Linked DNA regions of Homo sapiens: region 2 is linked to region 1. Evidence: chromatin contacts called from ENCODE Hi-C or POLR2A ChIA-PET data. All regions are on one chromosome and are shown on one strand. The core of a region is the stretch at or near the end of the contact, and the rest is flanking DNA. Distances in the headings are between cores, read along the strand shown. Region 1 overlaps CRIM1 (cysteine rich transmembrane BMP regulator 1). Region 2 overlaps CRIM1 (cysteine rich transmembrane BMP regulator 1).

The links. Hi-C counts contacts between places; a loop is a spot of excess contacts on that map. ChIA-PET counts read pairs that join two places held with the same protein, here RNA polymerase II (POLR2A).
Region 2: a map with no recorded cell type shows a loop between it and region 1 (5-fold over the local background). The contact joins two enhancer-like sites. A Hi-C loop is called at or near these places in 1 of 168 maps with a recorded cell type or tissue (breast epithelium) and 2 of 37 single-sample maps with no recorded cell type. POLR2A ChIA-PET finds 5 or more read pairs at or near these places in 1 of 52 experiments (activated CD4-positive, alpha-beta T cell).

What each region holds. Positions count from the first base shown.
Region 1 is chr2:36,455,111-36,461,596 of GRCh38, forward strand. The region is part of intron 4 of CRIM1 (cysteine rich transmembrane BMP regulator 1); the gene reads left to right. Among named protein-coding and RNA genes, the nearest start is that of CRIM1, 100 kb to the left of the region's middle. RefSeq lists an enhancer at 3,488-4,167 and silencers at 5,656-5,950, 6,076-6,370. Within about 2 kb of position 4,866, at least 9 of the 41 ENCODE cell types and tissues checked have a DNase peak (open chromatin) inside an H3K27ac peak, as active enhancers do.
Region 2 is chr2:36,526,909-36,533,294 of GRCh38, forward strand. The region is part of intron 13 of CRIM1 (cysteine rich transmembrane BMP regulator 1); the gene reads left to right. Among named protein-coding and RNA genes, the nearest start is that of FEZ2, 68 kb to the right of the region's middle. Within about 2 kb of position 4,326, at least 3 of the 41 ENCODE cell types and tissues checked have a DNase peak (open chromatin) inside an H3K27ac peak, as active enhancers do.

The DNA of each region.
Region 1 (6,486 bases), core at 3,616-6,115:
TGGAAGGATGGACCATTGTGATCAGCAGATAGGATGTGTGACTTCAGAGAGTTCAGAGAGCTGTGGCTGCAGGACTGAGTCACCGAAGTAGAGGGGGCAACAAGGGTCACTGGATTCCAAAAGATCAAGTGAGGCCAGAGTATTGAAAATACTTTGTCCACATAGACTCTCAAGCCTCTCAGATTATAATCATATAAAACAGCTAACAGGTGTTGTGTGCTTCTGTGTTCCAGGCACTATCCTGGGTGCTTTTCATCAGTTCGTTTAATCCACATAGCAGTCATATGATATGTGGGTACTTTAATCATCCCCACTGTACATAGGCTACAATTGAGGCTTAGAGAGATTACTTAACTTACTCAAGGTCACATAGTTCCTAAGCGGCCAGAACTTGAACCTAAGACTGTGTTGTTGCCAAAGTGCATTCCCCAAACCTCTGCCCTCTAAAGCGTTGGATAGGAGACAGAGTCACCGGAAGGGAAGGTTTGCATGAGAGAGGAAAGCAACCATGTGCAAGTAGCCAGTGGTCAACTTGGAGAATGCTGACCTCCCTTCCATCCCAGGTGAATAAGTGAGTAGGATGTGGGGATTCTCAGTCTCACTGGAGATGGCTATAAGGAAATAGAATCTTTAGGGGAGAGCCAGGTAAATGTTAGAAACAAATTCGAGTGGTGCATTGTGTGATATGTTCGGAGGATGGGGGAGTTTGTCTGCAGAGGAAAGTTTGGAGGAAGCAGGGGAGTCAGTTGGAAGGGATGAGTCCCAGAGCAGTGCTCTCTGGGGATGTGCATTCCTTGGAGGATGAGAGACAATACGGTCTTTCACTTTGCACTGATGACAAGGATGAGAGGCTGGGAATTGACTGCCCAAAGGAATCCAAGTGGATGCATGCTTAAAGTCATCTGTTTCAGCACTAGCTCAGGCCCCAGATGGTTCTGGCGGCCTGAAGGAGTGTTAGCAGCCAGGCAATGGAGGCTTTGCTCAGATTTTCAAGTAGAAGGTTAGTCCAGACATCGTTGGTGTTTGTTCTTTGTGTGCTCTGGGGAGAGGATTTAATAGTCAACCTCCCATTGTGTTCTCATTTGTGGTTATATATAAAAGCTTCCCTAAACTAAATTCCCTAAACTTAGGGCCAGAACCCTGTGTATCCCCAGCCGCAATCCAGCTTAGTACCTGCTGCATGTACACACTCGGTAAACAGCTACAAAATCATTACGTGTTCATAAACAAGCTGATTCATTGTTCCAAAGCATCTATTTTCTGAGGCAGTTGGAAATTCCACTCTGAAGTGGGAATAACCTATGTTGCTAAACTAAAACTTATTCTCCACTTCCCAGCCCAGTTCTCCTTTCCACAGCGTGATGTGCCAGTTTCCCTTCCTCCTTTTCCAAACTAGTCCTTCATGCAGCTCTCACTCCCATCCTGTCTTACTCTCTAAAGCCATCCTACCAGCCGTGAAAGCAGATGCCATTGTCTTCCCCTAGACCTACGGAAGTGAAGGCAGGGAGCCTTCCGTTCCTGGGACTTGGCCAGCTCTCGATGTGTGATATCGGATTGTTGAGCTGGACTGAGTGGCCCAGGATTTCTGCCAGATCCCAGCTGTAACATTTCAACAGGGGCACGGGCCCTGCGATTACTTTCAGCTGTGTTTCTGCTGTGTCTGTCTCCACCCCCCCACCACCCACCGCTGGGGTTGAGTCCCTTCAAAACTAACCCTGATTTTTTTTTTTTTTAGCCACTCACGTCAAGGTAGTAATTTGTGAAAGATGCCGTTGTTTTCTCCCCACCACACCTACTTTCTGTGGGGCAGAGTCCTAGAAGATAATTGTTAAATTCTTATAGGAACCACGTAGACTTACAACTTCTGTTCTCCTGCAGCTTATACCACTTTCCTTTCAACTTAGCACCTTAAGATAAGCTTCCGGAGCCACATGCCAGCCTCGAGGAGGAAGCTAGGAAGAGAAGAGCTTAATGGCTGCTTTATTATTATTACCAGTAGTAGGAAGGCAAGGGAATATTTTATTTTATTTTTATTTATTTTATAAATTTTTTATTTCCATAGGTTTTTGGGAAACAGGTAGTATTTGGTTACATAAGTTCTTTAGCGGTGATTTGTGAGATTTTGGGGCACCCATCACCTGAACAGTATACACTGAACCCAAACCTAATTGTCTTTAACTTATACCTTCCCTACATGTGAGCATGTCCTTTGATTCCTCCCCCCAGAAAAAAACAAAGCGTAAAACAACAACAACGAAAGGCAGAGTGATTTTTTCTGGTGGTCTTCAAAGGGAAAGTGTTGAAGAAGGTACAGTTTCTGCTCACTGTACACAGGGGAGGGATGGCTGCGGGGGGAGAGTGTGATCCCCAGGGCAGGGCTGCACTTGCTGTGGCTACAGCACATCTGTCAGTGTTAGGGGGTGTAAATGCCAGGAAATCACGCAGGAATAAGCTTGAGACAGGGGAGAAAGGGTGAAGGAGGGTTAGTTATTCATACACAGATAGTAGTAAATCTCTTATGGTGAGGCACGAGGAAAACTGTGAGCCTAAGGAACTTTCATAGGGAGGAGTGCTGTTTTCCATAAGAAGGGTTGGACCCTCAGATAGGAAACCTGTTTCTTTTTGGATATTTTATTTGCAGCCTTTAAAAAAAAAAAAACTTACACATTCCTGGAAAGAGTAAGAAATTTAATCAGTAGAAAGATAGTACATCGAATTTAATTAAAGTTGCAGCTACTTTTTATAGAATAGCACTGTGTTTTATATGTCATTATAATTTCCATTCCCGACAAGCTATTTCATTAACACACTGTGTAGAATCCTAGTAACACAAGGGCTTTGCCCTTTTTGCTCCTCATTTATCCTTGTTTCCTGACTAAAGGGCGACCTCCCACCCACCTGTAAGTAGTTTTTAATTTATAGGCGGTCATGTCTCCACTTTTGAAGGCCTCAAGCACTCACTTCCGGTGTGTAGTAGATCCAGTATTGAAAGAAATCTTTTCCAGAAGACCTCACTGACTTGTTTTCCTCTAGGATACGGGCAGAGGAAGATCAGAGTCTGCTGGGGAAGATGAGGAATATGATGGCTTGCTGCTTCCGAGCTGCCTCCTCTGCAGAAGGAGCCTACTATGGGGAATGTTAGGATAACATCAGCACCCACACCAGGAGGATACCTCTGGGGTGACGGGGCGAGGCAGAGGTTGAGGGGCATTCCTGTTCTTTGCTGAAAGGGCTGTGGGAGGGGCAAACAGGACTCCTAGCCCTGTGGCCTCCTCCAGGAATCTCCTGTAGGTTATCTTCCTTTAAGGTTTTTCTGGTCATTGTAGTAAAACAAACTGTTGACCCTTGCGCTTAGTTATGTAGGGTCTGAAACATGCCTAGTGGTAGGGAGACAACAGCATCTAGCATGTTGTTTCTTTTCCGGCCTTGCTTAGAGTTCTTTAGTAGGGAAAAAAAAGTTATATAATTATTATGCCCCCACGAAAAACAAAACGTCACCAGTGCAAAGGCCCTATCTTGAGCTGGGCCTGAAGGTTGAGGTGCTTGGAGAGGAGGAGGATCAGGGGAGTAAGGGACACAAGGTGACTGATGTTCCTGAAGGACAGGGTGCAGGTGAGTGAGAAGAGGATGAGCTGAGGTCAGTTTGCAGCAGTGACGGGAATGGGAATGGCAGTGATAGAATCAAAGGATTTTATATTTAGAGAAGAGTTTATTATGATCCACCTGTCTCACTTTATGGATGAGAAAACAGTCTGCAAGAGTTTAAGTAGCTTGCTAGCAGTCACACATTTTTCTTCTTTGGGTGACAGTATTGGATAAATTGGTAATATTTCTGTTCTTTTCTTCCCTCGTGGTATCTCTCACTTTTAAGCAATGGTATTCAGGCAGGAAGGAGTCTTTGTAAGTGATCTAAAACAAGTACTAGTAATCATTGTTCTCATTATAATGTTAAAACTAGTTGTACTTGTTTTTTGCTTTTTTGTTTTTTTTTAGTGGAAAGTACAAATTAAACTGTGACCACCCAGGCTTTGCGCATCTAGGCACAAAGTTCTTGGAAAGTGGATTGCAAATTCCCATCAGCAGACTCTCCTGGAGAGCCTATTATATGGGCAGATTCTGGAGCCGCTCCCCAAACCTGCAGAAAAACAATGTTTGAGTGGGTACCCTGGCATCTGCATTTTAAACACATTCCATAGTCTTTCCTTCCACATACTAATTTTGAAAAGCACTGTACCTAGAAGCTTGCAGTCTAAAATGTATAAAAATAAAAAATATAAAACAATACATGGTCTAACCCCTGACTTAGTATCCATGAAAAAGTTTATTTCAGATTATTGGTTGGGTACCTTTATCATTTTTTTACTATTATTTATAAGACAAGTAAGACATGCCCCCTGCACTAGAGGAATTCACAGGAGAAACAGTCTGATTTTGATTTAGTATGATGGGCCGATGCACTTCAAGAGTTACTACCGTTACGTACTGTTGCAAGTCAGAGGAGGGAAAATTAATCCTGTTTGTTTTTTGACCAGAGAAGGTCTTACAGGGTAGATGGTCTTAAGGTTGTGGGGAATTCACCAGGGGCAAGGGAGAGGCAGGGATTTGAGGCTGGGTGGACATGAGCTGTGGCTGGAGTGATAAGGGGTGGTGGCAGGTGATTGAGTGACATCAGATCATCATTGTTGCTGGAGTGTAGGGTGTGTGCAGGAACCAGTAGAATATGGAAACTAATAACAGGTAGAGGCAGACTTAGGAGCACCTTGCAAGCTATGCCCAGGAGCTCGGACTCTGACCTTCTGGCCTGCCTGGGATTGTCTGTGAAGTCCAGGAAGCAAAGGACATGAAGGGAAAGCTTAAATGTGTACTCACCGCCCTTCAGTCAGCAGAACCTCCTAAGGGGGTGAGTGCCCTCTAGGGGTTTCCATGATTTCTGAGTTCCATTGTACTCAGGCACTCAGGTGCCCACTGAGCTTGAATCCATTACCTACTTGAGAAAAAAAAAAGACAGCTTTACCAAGTCCCACCTGGCTGCAGCTGTGGTTACATTATGCAAAAATTTATTAATGTGGTACCTCGATTGATCATTATATTAACTCTAAGGATTACATTAGAGGCTTTATTTTTCTGGTTACTTGCAAATACAGGTTGCATCTTCTTTGAAGTTAAAAAGCCCTTAGCCCACATATTGTATGATTCCATTTATATGAACTATCCAGAATTGGCAAGTCCATAGAGACAGAACATAAATTAGTGGTTGCTAAGGGCCGGAGATCAGGGGAAAGGGAGTGACTGCTAGTGAGTACAGGATTTCTTTTTGAGATGATGAAAATGTTCTGAAATTAGGTACTAGTGATGGTTATACAACCTTGTGAGTATAAAACCACTGAATTGTGTACTTTAAAAGGGTGAATACTTATCGTAAGTGAATTATATCTCAATAAAGCTGTTTTGTTTCATTTTTTAAAACCTTAGCACTTCTGCTCAAGGTCATGCAAATAGCTCTGCCTGGGGTGGCCTTTATGAATTCACAGTAGAGAAATCTCAGTGCTCTCCTCACTTTCTTTTGTGTTTTTGTTTTGTTGTGTTACTGTTATTCCTGTCTTGTTCCTCTGCAGTTCACTTCCACTTAAGAAACATTTATATGACTAGACATGATAGGTACTAGAAGAGCTTATGTTAAGGTGAGTCCTCAAGTTACCACAAAATAGAGAAAGAGGGTGCTGTAAGAAAAGTGTGGTGTTTGGGGGTTCAGAGAAGAAGCTGTTATCCGAGGTTGGCCTAGAAAGACAACTGGGCATAAGGGCTGGATGAGGAATGTGCAGAGGCCATTAGGGCAGGCAGTGCAGAGACAGCAAAGTGCGGACTTATTTGGAGAAAAGAGCATGACCGTAGCAATGGAAAATGAAGGGAAATACTGGGAAACAGAATTGAGAAAGGGTTATATGGACTTCAGAGTGTTGAATGCTAGGCTGAGAAAGTGATACATAAAATGAGGAGTAATGGAAGATAAATTTTGACTGCAGAAGTTTGGGAACTGAGCCTTAGGATGGGTGTAGCATGGTTTGGGAGAGACAGAGACGTGGGCAGGGGGAGATTGGACTAGAACTGGAAATTGGGGAGAGGGCTTCAGAAATGAGGGGTAAGTGTTGAAATCAGCTCACTGCAGCTTTTCTCATGAAATGCTGTTTGCTCTGCCCCTTTTGTGTTCTCCTTTCCTTTGCTTGCTCCTTATCCAGAGATGGGGATAAAGGGAGGGAAAGATTAGGGAGGACAAAAAGAATTAAAATGAAGAGAAAGAATGTGGTGAGGACGGTACAGGTTGCATGCGTCAGTTCTTCTGTAGTTCAGCATTTCCTGTTCATGACTCAGTAGAGGAAAATCTAGTCTCTTCTAGTGGAAAACACAGAGAACAGGAAACCCTATTTAAAATCAGGTCACTTGACTAAGCTGTGTAACTCCTGTTCCCATCGGTGAAAGGGAAGAATA
Region 2 (6,386 bases), core at 3,076-5,575, 71 kb after region 1:
ACTCTAGGTGATCAGGACTGACGTTGAATAAATAGCTCATGTGTTGGCTAAGTCTTAAGTGTTAGTATGTAGAACATTGTTTTGAAAATTATGACTTGGCAAGTATTTGTTAGTAACTACGTGTTATTTTAGAAGATATTTCAAGGTCAGATTTTTAAAGTCATTTGTTGGCTAGAAATTCTTGAGTCAGTGTATCTTTCTCACTTCAGAAATTGTGGATGATTGTTTGTGTTTATTATATATAATATAAATATTTACTTATACATTATATAAAATAAATACAAGTATATATGTGGCTCATAACTTCCATGTGAACTAAGTTAAAATGTTCTGATTACATGCCTTCTAATCAGCGAGTATCATTGAAGTGTTTTTAAGTGTCATATATCTTTAAGGATCTGTGAAAATGAGTTCTATTATAGGTAGATGGTACACTAAAAATTTCTTACAGGTTGTATTAATACCTCTGTTTGATTAGAAGTTAGCTATTTTTATATTTATATATTTACTAATATTCGAAGTGGGACTTTGCCATGGAGCTGGCTTAGCTTGTGTTGTGACTGTATTTCTTCTCAACTGGCTGTGATACTGTCACTGTATAGTGATCTTCTCCATAGTGATCTTCAACTCGCAAATGATTAAATAATACTTAACCTTAATAGGGAAATGTCTATACCTTATATCAAGTCAATACATTATTCCTTTTGCTTAGATTTCTGTTTATTTAAACATAACTCTACTAAACTGGTATCTTAGAGATATATAGCATCTCTTTGGAACATCTGTTGGTCATTGTGTATTTAATTCAGCCCAAGAATCAATTATAGTAAATATTTAATTCAGGCATCTTTAAGCTATACAACCCATGAAACTTAATGTTACGCATTTCGAAACCATAATGATATGATGGTGCCCACCTTCATTGGAACATTTTTCACCGCTGCTTCTCCAGTGTATTTTCTTAAAATTAAAAGCTTCTGCACATTGGAAAGAGAACTTCCCTTGGAGCCAGAGCATTATAATCACAGCTCTGTCACATTCTAGCTTTATGTCTCGGTGATATGATGTAACCCTAGTTCAGTTTCCTCATCTATAAGATGGCAATAATAATATTGTCCTGTGCTTCACAAAAGTGCCAAGAATATTAAATGACATAATGTACATATGCAAAAATACTTTATAAACAGTAAACACAATTTAAGTGTATATTGATTCAGTAGAATTGCTGCTCTCGTAACACAGATTGCAGCTGATCTGAGTAACATTATCAAATAGATTCTAGTGTCTCACTGTTAAATGTAGCGTCTGGCTTTCTACAAGAGAAATGCCTGGATATAACATCTCAGTGATGAGCTTTTCGAGGCCGAGAATATCTTAGATAATGCTTTGGCAGTGTACCTCATCCTGCCTGCTCCCATCTTAAAAAGCCCATGTCACTTTGGTCACTCCATCGTAACCCAGGTAGAAACAGTGTGCTTTCTGTAGCTCAGCTGTGTTGTGACAGGGCCTTGCCCACAAACCACACTGTTCTTTCATACCTCTAGACATTATCAGAAGTGAGAAAATAGGGCTCATTTATTTTGGTTTATGTTGAGAGGCTAGTCCCATTTGAAGAGTCTGAACTTACTGTGCATGATCCACTGTGATTCCTGGGAACAGAGTACGTGGCATTTATCATCAGGGCGCACCCTCATAGGGAGATGTATACCTCCTGCACATTCTTCAGTGCTGTCAGTTACTGTGGACCTACACGGAGGCCCAGGTTGTCACAGTTAGTGCTAAAAAGATTGAAACAAAAGATGAGAGGTGTGATTTGAAAGAAGGGGAAACAGGATGATTTTCTGTGTATTGTTTAGAGAGTATAAAAATGAAAACATTCTGGTTGTCGTGCACCATGCTAACTTTGGAACTGGTCTAAAGTTATCACAACAAAAATAAGCAGTGTTTGATTTCAGTTTGTTTGGGTCTTACCCTATGCCCTAGGAAGCAACTGATCTTGCTGCTTCCATAAGCAGCTTTCTCTTCTCACTTCAGTATCCTTTCCAGGCCCCCGGCTGTGTAAACAGAAATTCAAGTTGTTCTGGTTAACTTGGGAAAAACCCCTAAGCTGCATAGTCTTTAGGTGTGCTCCGCTCCAGCCCCACGTTCTTAATTTAAAGAGCTCTGCTGCACGGAAGTTAGGCTGCTGCACTGCTATTTCCAGAGAGATCCAACAGTATCTGCCTTTCTCTTATTTTGGTCCAGGAGGCCAAACCTGATTTTGTACCCTCTAGTGGTCAAGGATATGGGGGAAGACCCCATCACAAGAGGGCCCACCTGATAAGAACCCTCTGGAGACTGCTGGCAGAGTCTTCTTAACAGGACTTGGACTGTGACCAGATAAAACATCTTCTATAGGTGCAGAAACTGGCCAATCTGGAAGGTCCAATGGCTTCTACGTTAAGGTTTTCTTAACAAGATGGTATACCCCGACTTTTACATGGATTGCTTCTTTTAAGTCCTAAAAGAAGTTGTATTTCTTCCTCCTTATTTGGGCCACCTTGATCTTTAGTTGTTTCTGCCTGCCTTTTAAAATGACATTTTTATATTTCCAAAATGATTTATGTGAATAATGTCCATGTACCTGTAGATGCATCTTGGATTGTAGGCCCTACTATGACATGAGACCACATTTAAAGTTGAAAATAAAATGTTTCCTTCAACAACTATCCATGAAGTGCTTAATCAACCCATAACAAATGCTTAACACAAGGAGTAAGCTCTATTACTGAGAAATTGTGTCCTCTGCATGCAGTGGTTCTCAGCCAAAAGTGACTGTGTTTACTAGTTTGGTGAGATTTCTTTTTGTAGAACTAGGACTTGGAAGCCTGAGCAATCACCTATTTCTTTCTAGTATGTTGAAGAAATCTGATAGGCTCTTTTAACCTTTATAAATTACTTGCACTTCCTACCCTAAGAAATAAATGAAATAAAATAAAACAAAAATGGAATTCTAAGAAAAGCCTTAAACTGTGGCCAAATCTGCTTTCACAGCAATTAAGATTGAGGCAGTATGGAGAGGTAGGAGTCAGCCGACATGACAGCATGTACCTCATTTTTTTAAAAGAAAGATGGATTAAGATCAGATTTTTTTTTATTGGAAGCTAAAAGTTATAAAGTAAAATACCCAAAGATTTAATTAAATCAGTAAGCATTTGTTGCATTTTTAACCAGAATTCTTTAATCATTTCCTGACAGAATGACTGTGTATTAGATCTCTGCCTCATTGAAATTGTCTAGGCCCCCTGCATCTGTTTTGAGCAAGACTTCAGTTGAGTTCCATCTTTTCATTCTTTTACAGTCTGTAAAGGCCTGGTGAGTCAGCGCATTGAAAATCAGTCATCATCTTCTGTCTATGAGTTCTTAGTGGCCCGTACATTATTTTCTCAGATCCCTGCATCATTACAATTTCCATGTGTTTAAGTCTCTTCTTTATGTTTTTTAAAAAAACAAGTGAAGCCAGTTTCTCAAACAGGAGGTGCTCACATTCTATTTATTCTCCAAGTGTGGAGTTTGTGCCCAGCATGTGACCGACAATACAGAATGAAAAGCACATGACAAGCCAGGGATTTCAGTGTCTTGTTAGAAAGTGAAATGAAAGTGGTATTTTATTCCTTTGTGGCTTAGAGAGTGCTGTAATGCATTGTTACAGGTATAAACTAACATTTTTAGAAGTACTTCCCCTATTCTTGCCCAGGTCAGCTATGTCATTGGTAATACTTGGCTGCCTTTTCTACCGCTCCCCTTTCTAAATCTCATGTTACCCATAGTATACATGGGCCCTTTGTATGCCTGCCTAAATGACTTCACTGAAGTTTTCTGTAAATCCCTCAAACCTCAAACTTAAGAACCCAAACTGTAATATCATGTTATTAGCAGGACCAGCTGTCTGCGCGTCTTTTCCAGACACTGGGCTCATCCATTTGGATATGGACTCCCACAAAGCTGACGAGACCCTCTGGGTGCAGGAGCGTCTCCTGAGGACCAAGGCCTTGAATGCCTTGTTCACGTCTGCATCCCCAACACTTAGGATGACACTCGGGGGGCCTTGATCTCAATGTGTGGGAAGAACAAATGCCCCCGTTATAGTACTGTGTTGGCTTGTTTTGCAGTGAGACTTATTCTGAGATTAAGAGCTGCATTTAGCTTCTTGGCCACCAGGATCCCAGAGTAAATTACTTTTCAGGACTCTAAATAGTACGCAGGAGATTTGAAAGAACTGATGCAATTTCTAAAGCAGCCTGACTTCCTCCCAGGAGGTTACTCCCACACCAAGCCTCTGACTTCATGACCACCAGATTTAGAAATTGAAGTATCTATGTAAGAAGTTGCCTCCTAGGCAGAAATCAAGAAATCCAACTATAACATAGGTTAGAGTCCATTTTGGTTTTTATATCCTTCCACAGAGGAAAGAGGAGGAAGAATCTGGAGATGCGTTTTTGGTTTTTGGTTTTTTGTTTTTTTTTTTTTCCAGAGGCTCATGTATATCCTACATCATGGTCAGTTTCAGAGCAGGGCTGTGCCACCATCTCAGTGACTCCTGGAATACTAAATTGGATCTTTGTAGAGGAAGAAAATAACACAGTTCTAGATTTTCCCTAGCTGTTAATTAGTTTTATGGCATAATTAAAATAGCTCAGGAGTAAAAACAAAGTCCAGCCTTAACAGCCTGTTAAGTCTTCTTTTCTTATCTTGAAAAGAGGTAAGATAATGAAGTTTAAACAGTTGAAGAAGTTAACCGGAAAGGAATTAACATTTCAAGGCCTTGCCGCTTCTTCCTCCTCTTGTGATATGAACCAGAATTGAGGGAAAATAGGCAGGAGGGAACCCACACTGAATTTTCCAGACTCTACTGCTGAAAGACATTGTATATTTTTATTGTAATCATATGTGATGCAAGATAATATTGCTCATATCTGAATCCCAAAAGAAAAGAAGATGTTTGTCTGAGCATCCCATGAGGTAAGCAGCCCCATGGAAGGACCAGCTGCATCCAGCAAAGGGCTCCAGGTCCCTGACGTAGTTGACGGTGATGGCAGAAGTAAATCTTTGTATTCTTGCAGAGACTTTGTTTCTGAAAGAGGCCAAAAGTCATTTCAAACTGAATCTGACGGATAAGATAGGGGCCATAGCTGAGAAAAATAAGTAGCGAAGCCGATCTAAACCAAGGTGTAACTGTGAAATAGTAACCATCTTCTTTGCACGTTTCAAAATTGGCCCTGGACGCCATCGCAAGAGGAAAATTCCAAAGCTGTGCAGCAGCGGCAGTACCATTGGAAGAGTTTACAGCCTACCAGGACTACTTAGAAGGGGATCATGTTTATTTGGATATATAACCCCTGATTGGTTTGTTTTAAAAATAAACGTTATTATGTTAGTGTCATACCTCATGGTTTCCTTGGAACATTCTCCTCTAATCCTCTTTGAGAGAGTGGGAGGGAGAGATTGTGAGGGGAGAGAGAAGTGTTAAACAGAGATGTTCCTAAGGAGGACCAGGAATCCTAAATTACCTAAATAACCCACTTGGTTATCTCCACTCCTTGATAGCACTGTGTGAGGTATGATGCAGTCAGGTAAAGGACAATTTATCTTTGAAGACAAAGATAAATTCGAGTCCCCATTTTCAAGAGTCAGTGAGAAGTAACAGCTTGTTTGTGTGGCACTGATTGATCCTTGTCCGGGCAAGTGGTCCCTCCACAGGTTATCCGGCTTGGCACACAACAGACAGAGGTGCTGGCGGACTGTGGAACCAGACCCGCTGTGGTTCCCCTCCTCACCCTGCCACTTCCTAGCTGTGCATCTTGGACAACTGATTGAATCTTGTGCCTCATTTTTCTGTAGAATTGAAACAATACCCTGACCCATTGGGCAATGGAGATCAAATGGCATTGATGCAGGTAACATGCTTAACACAGGGCCTGGTATGTAGTGGGCATTCAGTAAGTGGAAGTTACGATTATTATTAGGTATCAAAGAACAAAACTTAATTGTCAGAATAAGCAAACCAGTTGGAATAATAAACGTAGCCTTTAGAGTTAAATGGCACAACCCTGATAGCCACACATAAACTGTTTTGGTTATTTTTCGTTGGATATTCCCAGTCTTTATTTCTACATCCCTCTTCAGGCTGAGTGCTTAAAATACATTTATATGTAGTCTCAATTAGATTATGCTGTTTCCCCCAAAAGACTACAGTGACTATTATTTTAATTTATAGAACCTCGAATTGCATGGAATAGCTACCACATCTCCCTTTAAACCTGGTAGCTTCCAAAACTTCCTGATGGCGTTTTCGCAAATGGGTCCCTATGTGTCATTGAAGGAGACAGTGTATCTAGGAAAAGAAA